Regions from separate parts of the Homo sapiens genome. Here regions 1 and 3 are each linked to region 2. A link is a contact called in ENCODE Hi-C or POLR2A ChIA-PET data. All regions are on one chromosome and are shown on one strand. Each heading gives the region's core, a stretch centred on a gene start or an enhancer-like site at or near the end of the contact. The rest is flanking DNA. Distances are from core to core; before and after follow the strand shown.

Region 1 (3,891 bases), core at 500-2,999, 210 kb before region 2:
TTATTTAGTAATTACTTTAAAATGGATCATAGAAGACAATATTTTATTTTGAAGTAATTTTGTTTTGAAAGACCGAGGATGTCCTACTGTACTTGTCTTTCTGATGCTATAGGGCATTGGCACACTTTTTCTTAAAGGGCCAGGTAGTATTAATAAATATTTTAGGCTTTGCACAACTCTCTGTCTCAACCACTCAGCTTTGCTGTTGTAGCACAAAAGCAGCTAGAGACAATGCATAGGTGAATGAGTGTGACTGTGTGTGTGTTCCAGTAAAACTTTATTTACCAAACAGGTGGCCAGCCTCTAGGGCCACAGTTTGCTAAGTCCTGCAAAATTTTACAAAGAAATAGAATCTTTGATCTGGAAAATTTAGATAACTTAACTTTAGAACCAGTAGCTACCTTAGCTGCTTACATCGAGTCTAGGCCTTTTGCTTTCCCAGTAGGAAATTGAGACTCAGAGAGGTCAGTGGGATGAGCTGAGGGTTGAAACCACAGGAGCAGATTTTCAGTTCAGCATCCTTTCTGCTAGACCATGCTGCCTGTCTAAAACAGGATAGCCTTTCTTCTACGTGCTGTTGGCTGTAGGACGGTGATCAAGCAATAGCTTGAGATATATCTATTTTTCTTCTCTCTTCCTTCCTCCTTTTAATTTTACTATTATTTACAATTTTTTATTTTCAAAATTTTAATTTAAAAATTTATTTTATTTGAAACATTTTCAGTCTCTCAATCTTCTGGAAGGGTTAATTCCCTCCAAAGAAGAAGGCGGTGTTTCCTGTGTCGAACATCTTCATAAATTATTTGTGTTTGGCCTAATGTGGAGTTTAGGAGCCCTTCTGGAATTAGAAAGCAGAGAAAAGCTTGAAGCCTTCTTACGGCAGCATGAAAGCAAGTTGGACTTACCAGAAATACCTAAAGGCTCAAATCAAACCATGTATGAGTTTTATGTTACTGATTATGGTAAGCCCACTGAACTATACCTTAAATGAAATGACTTTTTTCAAATGAGAAAATATAAGCTTTCATAAACTCTTCTATGAGAGAATATTAAAACAATTATGAAAACATAATTGTTAATACCATTTTGAAAAGAGCATGTATTTGAAAGAGAGTGGAATTTTGCATATGAATTGTGCCCGAAACTGATATTGAGACTCTTGACTTCTCCTTTTGGAGTGGGCTCAGTAAAATCTGGCATAAATAAGTTAGTAATACCTTGTACAACATCTACTTTCTAATGCTGGAATAGGAAAGGTAGCAGCGTGGAGAACACAGATTCTTCATGATGCAAAGCATGCTAATACACATAACGGATCAGCCCCACAATTCCCCTGTTGGGAATGCCAGAATGAGTAGAGAATGAACGTAGCAGATTCCTCAAGGTCCAGCGCTGTCACCTTAGCCCCCCAGCCTTCCATGTATGGCCGGGCCCAGCTCACTGCTCCTTAAAAGAAATGCCTTTGAACTTGGTGCTTTCATCCAGAGCCCAGGCCCTGATTCTTCAAAGTTCCAAAGAGGAAAAATATGCTTCCTAAAAACTCTAATTACCTCTGGTTCTTCCTAAAAACTCAAAAACAGCAATAGTCTTTTGTTTGTTTGTTTTAATGAATAAACTGAAGGACAACTGGAGCAGGAGAGTAGACAGCAATAGCCAAATTTTGAAAGCAAGAAAGCAGTAAGGTAAGCGGCAGTCGATTTAGCACACTGGCAGTGGGAAGAGCTGAGAAGTAATTGAGAAGCGCACGTCACAGGACATTCAAAGGGCTCAGGAAGTGGAAACTGGGGCAAAAGTTGAGCTAAAAACCACAGGGCTGGTTATAAGTCTGTTTGAGAAAAAGACCTCCTGGGCCGCTTTCCAAAGCCCTGCTGCCAGACAATCGGCCTTCCCCACACTGGCAAGACTAAAGAGTTACTGTTTGAATCGTGTAAAATAGAGGGTTTCCTAGACTTGGGGACACCAGGCACATTTAAGAGTGGGAGAATCATACCAAAACTGGGGATTAAGTGGAAATTTGTGTTTGAAAGGGACTGAGATAAATAAATTTTTTCAGTGGGCCATCTTTAACCAGAAAGGCCAATAATTGTATTACATGTGTTAGATGCTGCTAAAGGTTTGAGATGGCAAAAGGGCACTCTAACTCAAAATGCAAACTAACAAAGGAATCTTTAAATCTAGATATGCACTCCCTTAGAATCCAGAGCCAAGCTCCTCCACAGCGCTGCTTTCTGAGCAGCCGGAGTTCTATGATGTTTAAAGGTTCAGATTGCCTCCCTCTGAGTGCCTTGTCCTTATTCAGAGGCCGGGCCCCAAGTTACTCAGAGAGTGAAATTCATCAGCAGCAATTTTCCAACCATGGCAGAGCCTTGGTTAGGGGATTGAGATGGCATCTAATAAGGAAGCCAATAAAATAATTACCTTCCTCTGTGCCATCAAAAATATGTATTGCCACATTTCTTAAAGAGCAGTCCAGTGATGTTTGTGACATTTTCTTCCAAGTAGCTAGGACTGGTTCTGTAAGTTTAGACAATGATGTTTTCTTATTTTTAATGGAGATGTTAACAAAAGGTTGACAACAATCTAGACTCATATTCCTTCTTCAAGGTGGTCCTGAAGTGGTCTGTTGACTAAAATATTGAGGGGTTGCAGGCATTCAGTCTTGCCATCCTAAGTAACTACTTTTGACGAAATTTATTTGCCCGAGCCTTTGTGGCCACGAAATGAACTAAGATATTATGCACTTAGTGGTTATTTAGGGCCCTAACATGTCCACTCAGCTGACTTCTAGCCAGCCCTTTCTTAACTCATTCTTCATCCATCCTTTTAATTTTTTTATGGACATTAACATCTTTGGAGAAGACTTCATTCATAGATTTAAAATGAAGTAAGGAGACTTATGCTTCCAGCGAAGATGGAGTAATGGGGACTGGGTTTAACCTCTTATATTAAAAATATAGAAAACTGGACAAAATGTGTAAGACGGTTTTTTTTCAGAGATTGGACAATAGGCACTACTGGACTGAAATCACCGAGGGAAGTGAAACAAGGTGATTGCATTAGTTTATTGCATGGATGCAGTTTCTAGAAGCAGCTCAGGGAGGGGAAGATCAAATAGAATTGGCTGTCTCACCAAATGAGAAGGCAGAGGTTGATTTGGGAGAGGCCAAGGTGGCTGGAATTTGCAGGGCAGAGCACCAGAGAGGAGAAATCTGCACAAGGAGGAAGTGTCAGAGAACAACAGAAACAGAAAGACAAATCCACAGTTATACTAAAGGTGTCAATATTTTGAATAATTGATAGAACAAATAGACAAAATTAGTAAATATATGGAAGACTTTAACAACACTATCAATACCCTGAATTCAAAATTATAGAATGCTTCAGCCCAAAACAGCAGAATATACATTTTTTTCCAGTGCACGGAAAACACTTACCAAGATATTCTGGGTCATATAACAATTCTCGATAGGGAGACTTTACAGCACTTTATGTCTTTACTAGAAAAGAAGAAAGGTCTCAAAACAATGATTTCAACTTCTTCCTTAATAAGTTAGGAAAAGAAAAGCAAATTAAACCCAAAGTAAGCAGAAGAAAGAACCATGATCAAAGCAGAAATCAATGAAACAAAAAATAGAACAGCAACAGAAAAAAATCAATGAAACAAAAAGATGGATCTGAAAAGATCAATAAAAAGAATAAATCTCTTATTAGAGACATCAGAACAAAAGAGAAGACATACATTACCATAGTCAAGGATGAAAGAGAGAACATCACTACAGTCCTCACAAACATTAGAAACATGACGTGAGTATATTAGAAACAACTTTGCAAGAACACATTTGACAATGAAGATGAAATGGACAAATTTCTTGAAAGATATAAACTACCAGC
Region 2 (3,473 bases), core at 342-2,841:
ACGTTAGGAATGTCCAGACTGTGGGTGTAGATTACCTGCCACTTCCAGGAGCCCAGAGGGCCAAGAGAGACATTGCCTCCACCTCTCCTTGGAAATACTTTATCTGTGACCACACGCTGTCTCTTGAGAATTTGGATACACTCTCTAGCTTTAGGGGACCATGAAGAGACTCTCTTAGGGAAACCAATAGTCCCCATCAGCACCATGGAGGCAGGCTCCCCCTGCCTTTGAAATTCCCCCACTTGGGAGCTTGTATATACTTCACTCACTTTTCTTTATTGCTGTGAATAGTCTGTGTGCACAATGGGCAATTCTGACTTCTCCCATCTAGTGGAAATGAGCGAAATCATGGTTGTAGTGATGTTGTTTGGGAGAGTGCAGTAGTAATTGATTTGACCCACTCACACTTGGAGCTAATTAAGGTTTGCCCTGCCTGCAGCCTCCCCCACAAATAATGAACAGCAGAAAGACTGGACGGGGAAACCTATCAATCCTGCCCCCAGCCATGGTGAGGAAGCCCCAAGCCATGGTGACACACAGCAGCACTGCAGATAGCCAGACACATGGCTATCCTAGAGAGGCTGGCAAGGAGTTCGTGGCTGCAAAAGAAGTTTCTGGAGCAAGAGAGAGCTCGCTCTTGGGAGTCAGGACCTCCGGGGAGAGCAGAGGGTTCCGACGGATTCCTTTATGAGTCAGTCTCTCTCTCCCTTTTAAATGGTGGGAACCCTCCCCAAAACCTTTCCCCAGACACATTCTCCTGTGCCCCTCAGAGAGGCATGTGATGTGCAAGGAAAATAATAGGATATAAAACACATCAAGTAGAAAATTTCTTATACTTCAGCTTCAGTGAAGTGTTGTCTATGTTAATAGGCAAGTTGAACCTCGGGCTAAAGAAAGGAATTGTGTGGATGGCTGCCTTGACTGAGACAATATGGGCAGGGGGGCGTTCCTGCTTCCCCAGAACAAGGGCAGGCTTCCCAAAGGCACCCCTTATTTGCTGTCTCTTCGTAAGCGTGGGCACCAGTGGGTTGATGTGGGAAACAGTGCTGGTGCAAGTGTTTAAGTTTTGGATAAACTGAGGATTTTGAGAATCATTATTACATTACATAGCAACAAAGAAACAGATTGATATAATCTGTGTGAAATAAATTGCTGAGGAGAGGGATTGTAGGGAAGAAGTTGCTTAGTTAGGCACCTGGGAAGCTCAAATCATTTAGTTTAAACTGTAAGTAGAGTTGTCTTCCCAACGAGAACTGGTGATTCCTGATTTCAGAAGGCTCATCAGACCCCTACACCCAAGTCTTTTAACACGGAGGAAGTTTTTCCTTCATGAATACATACAAGATACCGAACTGAAGAAATCTTTTCTTTGCTCCAACCCCCGCTCCCCCGGCCCCCCGAAGCTATTAATAGTCATTCAAATGGCACTGCACTCTTTCCAAGCTTTCCTAAGCTAAATATGGCTCCAACAGGTCTGGGAACTATTGAATGCAATGTACTCTGAAATTCCAGCAGCTGTTTACATGCCTGATGCCTAATGCCATACGCCTGGAACTTGCTGAGAACTCTCGGCTGCCTCTGTCCTGGGGTACTATTGCTGACCAGCAGGGTGTAGGCGCTGCTTTTGTTTGAGCTTTGTAGCCACAAGGTCTGATGTCTGTTGTGAACAGCAGCTGACTTCAGCACTCTGGCCAGCTTCCTCAAACTTGTTAGTGGCTTGCATTTTGTCAATTTTTCTTTGCCATTTCAGTCTTTCAAGCAGCTGAATCGCAGAACTGAAACAAAACACTTATATTGCAAAGTTCCTTCCCTTTAAAATGAGCTTCTGGATTGCAGAGATGATTTTTTATGGTCTTAGCGTGCCTCATGCTGTAGACCACATCGTTGGAGCTCTGGGAGAGCTCTGAGCAGAGAAAGACCTTGGTGATCCCCCCTGGCCCGATCTATAGGATTGAGGAATGAGGCTTGTAGAGGTGGCTTGCCCAAGGTCACAACACTAGAGGGTGGTTGAGCTGGGCCAGGACCCAGACAAGCCCTTTTCTCTCAGTCTAGTGAGGCCTCTGGGAAGGATAGGTGAAAACTATAAATAGCTGTTCAAGATACTCTGAGTAAAAGTCAGTGGTGTTATCTGGAATTTCTACTGAAGAGGAAATACAGCAGCAAAGGTAGACTCATCAGATGGTGAAAGTGTCATCTCCTTTGTAATTTATACTGGTGAGAGGAGGGGAAGGATGTGCTTTCCTATTTTTACACTGGTACTTCATTCATCCTTGTCTTAAACTTAAGAAATGAAATGCATCAGGGCACACATATACATAGAAACAGCACATAAGCCATTTTGGATGGCAATTCCAGCACTCTTTTAATGGATTGGCTTAATTTTTTTTTCTGATGCCTCTCTATGTGTTTGAAAAGTTGTATTGATAGTCACACAGAGTGTACTAAAATAACCTAAAAGGTCTTGAACCTCCCCTTTACCTCTTTAGAACCTCTGAATTTGGAGACAGCTAGCAAACGGCAACTGTAGCCTAGCAAAGATGGCACAGCACCACAAAGGGCAAATGGAGTCAACTCCCTTCCATGCTCTGAAGGTCTTGGCCACTCTCATCAGGGTTGGCTGTGTACTATCCAGCAGCTCACAGTCAGGAGACCTCCCCTCCTCAGTCCCTCCCATTTCTTTCTTCCGCAAGGAAAGAACATTGCATGTGGGCGTGTGTGTGTGTATGTGTGTGCATGTGTGTGTGCATGTTTCTTCTGTGCATAGCAGCATAAAGTTAGGAGATGATGACTCCAGAATCATCACACCCGCTGTGCAGGTCATAGGACCGCACACCCGAGGCTGGGAGTCTAAGTGGTAGATGCTTCCTCTCCATGCGCAGACAGGGCTCCCATTATTTGCTAATGCCTGCGACGTGCTCAGGGAAGGCAAAATCTATTCCAAAGGTTTATTTTCCCTCTGTTGAATTGATTCTAATCTACAGTGCTTACCCTGCTTTTGGCTCCTACGAGGCAAACTATAAAAATTCTCAAATAAAATACAGAGGCTTACTCTGCAAAGACACCTGTGTGAATGACGTGCTAAACATTCAGCAGAAACCAAATTAGGATCAACTCTTAACATTTTTTCCCTCTTTTGTGGCTGGAATGAGTTCCCCTGGGAAAGAAAATCGCCCAAGTGAGAAACTTATGCCAACCACATTCCCATGCCCCTACAGTTACCTGCTGGCCCAGATCAGCTCTCTGGGTCTGCAGAGGGCCGAGACAGGAAGCATTATTAAGCAGTATAATTTCAAACACTTTACTTAGTGCCACAGTGTGTCTGCAGTATCTATAAGTACTTCCGCTCTGTCAAGGAATACAGACTGGCAGGAAGCAGATAAGCATAATTGTTTTCCAATAACTCCCCAAGTCTCTTGGAATATATATGTATCTGAATCTCTCAGAGGAGAGAGTTTTCTCTCTTCTTTGGCCAT
Region 3 (3,582 bases), core at 653-3,152, 140 kb after region 2:
CTGCTAGACTAAACCTCCCCTTCTACAGGACCCCTTGGAGGACAAGTCTCCCCACACACGGCTGCCAGCAAATACGTATATGCTTATCTGTGTGATGTCCATCAATCTGGGGACAAGATTTTGATGTTTTCCAAATGCTTCCAACCTAACAGTCCGTGGCAGAAATAAGGAATGAGGATGGGCTCATTCCCGTTTCTCACATGGGGAAACGGAGGCTGGAAAATGAGCGACGACTAGATAGGCATAAAGTATTGAGGTGCTGCTGTAGACTAAACGTTGCTTCTCATCAGACCTCCTTTCTGGCATCTTTCACCCTGAGAGCAAGGTAACACCCTGGACAATCTACCCCTACTCCCTACCTGCTGCAATCTAGAACTTTCACCCAGGTCCTGGTCATTCCACTGGGGGAGCAGGCCAAGAAGAGTTGATGGTTGAAGCTGAGCCCTCGAGAAACTGGGGTAGAGGGCCTCGGTCCCCAAATGGGCCCCAAGGTCTCAGCCAGGATAGGCAGCCCGTTTATCCAAAGTGAGGTCAATGCCACCCATCGGGCTGTGCACCAGAAAATAAGCGGTTCCCAATGTCAGCACGGAGGGAAGTCCCCCACCCACCCCAATTCCGCACACACTCTCCTCCCCCATCATAAAGGGACTACGCGGGTATTATTCGTTTGTGCAACCTGCTACTTTCACAAAGTTTTACTCCAAGCCCTTGAAGGATGTCTCCGCGAGATAAGCCTTCCCGGAAGCCTGAGCGCGTCCCCAGCATTCCAGGCACCAGCCCTCATCCCGTGGGTTCGGGCCCCACAGAGCCTCCAGCTCCTCTCCGGAACTCTGCTGGGGGCGGAAGATTTTGCCCAGGCTCGGGCTGAGGGACCCTCCCGCCACTCTGCCGGGTTCACGTTCCTTAAGAAAAGCCTGGCAGGCGTGGCACTGGCCCTGGAGCGGGGAGGTGGAGACACGAGGGGATGGCACCAGGCTTGGCTCCCAGACTCCGGGAGCGTCTCCAGGGAAAGATAAACGCCTTTATCCGTCCCACAGCCTCTTCCCAAGGAGGGAGGTACCGTCACACCCACACTGAAACACCGTGGAGCCTAGTTCACCCGGGAATCAACTCCAATTTGTCTCCGGCCAAACTAAGTTCCAAAGAGTCTCCGCGCCTGGGGGACCCCTGTGTCCCTCGGGTGAGCGACAGATCCTCGAAGCCTGACCCATGATGAGACACGCTCTCTCATCACCCCCTGGACCTTCCACAGGGACTGAGGGTCACCCAAAGCTGTGAAGGGGTCTTCCTTTCAGCGCCCCCTAAAGCTCAAGCCAGCTTCAGATGTATATGGGGGTACAGGCGGCGACTGACCTCTAGGATCTTGTCCAGGCCCTCCTGACCCAGGCACGGGAACTCCTTGAGCAGATGCAGCTTCTGTGTGTAGTAGTTTTTCTTGGCCTCCTTCCAGTGTGGCTCCTCCAGCACTTCGAAGATCGCCGCCCCGATGGCCAGGTAGAAGATGATGGCCGAGGTGAGCAGAGGGCCCCGGTCCACCATGGCTCCCGAGCGGCCGCCTCCTAGAGAAAGCCTCTCCTAGCCCCAGCTGCTACCAGTCCGCCCGCCCTCCAGCCTCTGAAAACAGCTGTTTGAATTTGGAGCTCCGCATGCGCAGTGCCCGGTACTCACCCCCCGCAAGCACCGCTCCCCGGACAGAGTTGCTTGGCCAAGTTGGCCCACGGAGTGCGGGGAGCTGCGTGGGGCCCCACTCACGCGGCCCGGGGTGGGCGAACACCAGCGGGGCTGAAAGGGCGCCCTGGACCGCGGATGCGTAAGGAGCGGGAAGAACACAGGACTTGACTCTGGGCAGACACGTGGGCCGCTTCTCCACGCGTCGCTCCTCCGCGCGCCACTAGCAGTATGCGCCGCGCCCGCCTCCGCACGCCTCTTTAACCAGCGCCCGGCGCGCTCTGCCCCCTTGCTCCGGGCTCCGACCGGGGAGGAGCCCAGGCGGGCCCCGCCCCTTCCCCGCACAAGCAGCCCGGCGAGCGCAGGAGTGAGCGCGAGGTGAGCGCTAGAAGAGGCTTGGCGCTCCCCGCGCTCCCAGGGTCAGCCGCCAGGGGAGGCTGCGCCGCCCGCCCAGACCTGCACGCCCTGCGGTGCCCGAGGGGTTGCGGTCTCAGGGACTCGTGTTTGTTATTAGGACTGGCGTGTTAACTAAAATGATTGTGACTGAGGTCAGGAGTTTATTGCTTTTGTTATTTTTATTGTAATTCCATTTTCATTTACTGATGTTTCTTCCAAAAAAGTCTAATGCTCAGTCTCTCCGTGTCTCTCTTCCACACACTTTCTTGTAAGCCTGAGGAAGGGGGTTAGAACGGGGCTGAAGAAGCTGTAGGGAATCAGAGGACATCAGGAACTAATCCAGCCACCCACGCGTGATTCCTCCCCCTCACCCCGTTCTCACCTACCCGGGTGAGAACCCTGCATCTGGAAGGAGTGGGCAGCTCAATTCGTGGCACCCCTGTGCGCCCCCCCAATACACAGTATCTCTACGGGAAACACTTGGCCTCTTTTCTTTTTTTCTTTTCTCTTTTCTTTTCTCTTCTCCTTTCCTCTCCTTTCCTCTTTTCTTTCAGACGGAGTCTCACTCTGTCGCCAGGCTGGAGTGCAGTGGCACTATCTCGGCTCACTGCAACCCCCGCCTCCCGAGTTCAAGCAGTTCTTCTGCCTCAGCCTCTCAAGAAGCTGGGACTACAGGCGCACGCCATCACGCCCAGCTAATTTTTGTATTTTTAGTAGAGACGGGGTTTCACCGTGTTGGCCAGGCTGGTCTCAATTCCTGACCTCAGGTGATCCGCCCGCCTCAGCCTCCCAAAGTGCTGGGATTACAGGCGTGAGCCACCGCGCCCGGCCCACTTTCATACATATGCTCCAGCTGATTTAAAATTCCACCCCCGCCACCTTATCTCCCTCGTTGGCTTTATGTCCTTCCTAGTACTAAATTCCCTCTGCTATATTATATAACTTTATTTATTGTTTACTCTGTATTGTGCCCTCTCCCCGCCACACACACACAGACACACACACACACACACACACACACACACACACACGGAAATGTCTGCTGGGGAGATGGAGAATCTGTCTTGTGTAATGATGTATCCACAGTGCTTGTTACATACATAGCAGACACTCAATAACCATGTGTGCAATGAAGGAGTGAATGAATTTGTTAAAAACAGGTGCCCAGGATGTTTCTAACTCGCCTTGCTGCCATTCTCTGAGCTCTTGTAAACCCCAGGAAGTACTGAATCCCTTCCATGCATCATAAGCAGGCCCTGTCATTCGACCCACTTTGCAGTGAGGAAAAAAGCTCAGTGGGTTAGTTTGTTCAGTCTTTCAACCAGCACCAGTCAGAAGTTGGAGGGGGAACCTCCTTTCAGTGCTCTGTACCAGGGGCTGGCCCTGCCCTTCTCTGGCCTCTGTAGGGGCAGGTACTGGAGTGGCCAGAGTCCCTGAGCACTGTCCCCTGGCCAAGGCCTTTTCTTTCCATCGAGAAGAAGGGGAGTCATTTCTCACCTCCTACCCACCCTGTACCCA

Evidence for each region. A loop is a pair of places that touch in the nucleus more often than their neighbours do. ChIA-PET counts read pairs that join two places held with the same protein, here RNA polymerase II (POLR2A). Pooled maps may share reads with other maps.
Region 1: a loop to region 2 is called in a map of Right ventricle myocardium inferior, with 6 times the contacts of the local background. The contact joins two enhancer-like sites. A Hi-C loop is called at or near these places in 3 of 168 maps with a recorded cell type or tissue (Caco-2, Right ventricle myocardium inferior and mammary epithelial cell), 2 of 37 single-sample maps with no recorded cell type and 11 of 50 pooled maps. POLR2A ChIA-PET finds 5 or more read pairs at or near these places in 4 of 52 experiments (WTC11, activated CD8-positive, alpha-beta memory T cell, activated T-cell and 1 more).
Region 3: a pooled map shows a loop between it and region 2 (3-fold over the local background). The contact joins the promoter of KCNK5 here to the enhancer-like site in region 2. A Hi-C loop is called at or near these places in 5 of 50 pooled maps. POLR2A ChIA-PET finds 5 or more read pairs at or near these places in 3 of 52 experiments (H1, PC-9 and naive thymus-derived CD4-positive, alpha-beta T cell).

Annotation. Positions count from the first base shown.
Region 1 is chr6:38,874,867-38,878,757 of GRCh38, forward strand. It overlaps DNAH8 (dynein axonemal heavy chain 8), which reads left to right. Exons shown (of 93, transcript NM_001206927.2): 53 at 725-962. Among named protein-coding and RNA genes, the nearest start is that of DNAH8-AS1, 76 kb to the right of the region's middle. Within about 2 kb of position 1,750, at least 2 of the 41 ENCODE cell types and tissues checked have a DNase peak (open chromatin) inside an H3K27ac peak, as active enhancers do.
Region 2 is chr6:39,086,905-39,090,377 of GRCh38, forward strand. GLP1R (glucagon like peptide 1 receptor) reads left to right here. Exons shown (of 13, transcript NM_002062.5): 13 at 1-3,473. Among named protein-coding and RNA genes, the nearest start is that of MIR9983, 14 kb to the left of the region's middle. RefSeq lists an enhancer at 923-2,229. Within about 2 kb of position 1,592, at least 2 of the 41 ENCODE cell types and tissues checked have a DNase peak (open chromatin) inside an H3K27ac peak, as active enhancers do.
Region 3 is chr6:39,227,573-39,231,154 of GRCh38, forward strand. KCNK5 (potassium two pore domain channel subfamily K member 5) reads right to left here and starts at 1,903. Exons shown (of 5, transcript NM_003740.4): 1 at 1,354-1,903. The coding sequence starts at 1,539. RefSeq lists silencers at 581-650, 1,664-1,743, 1,844-2,193 and an enhancer at 2,481-3,208.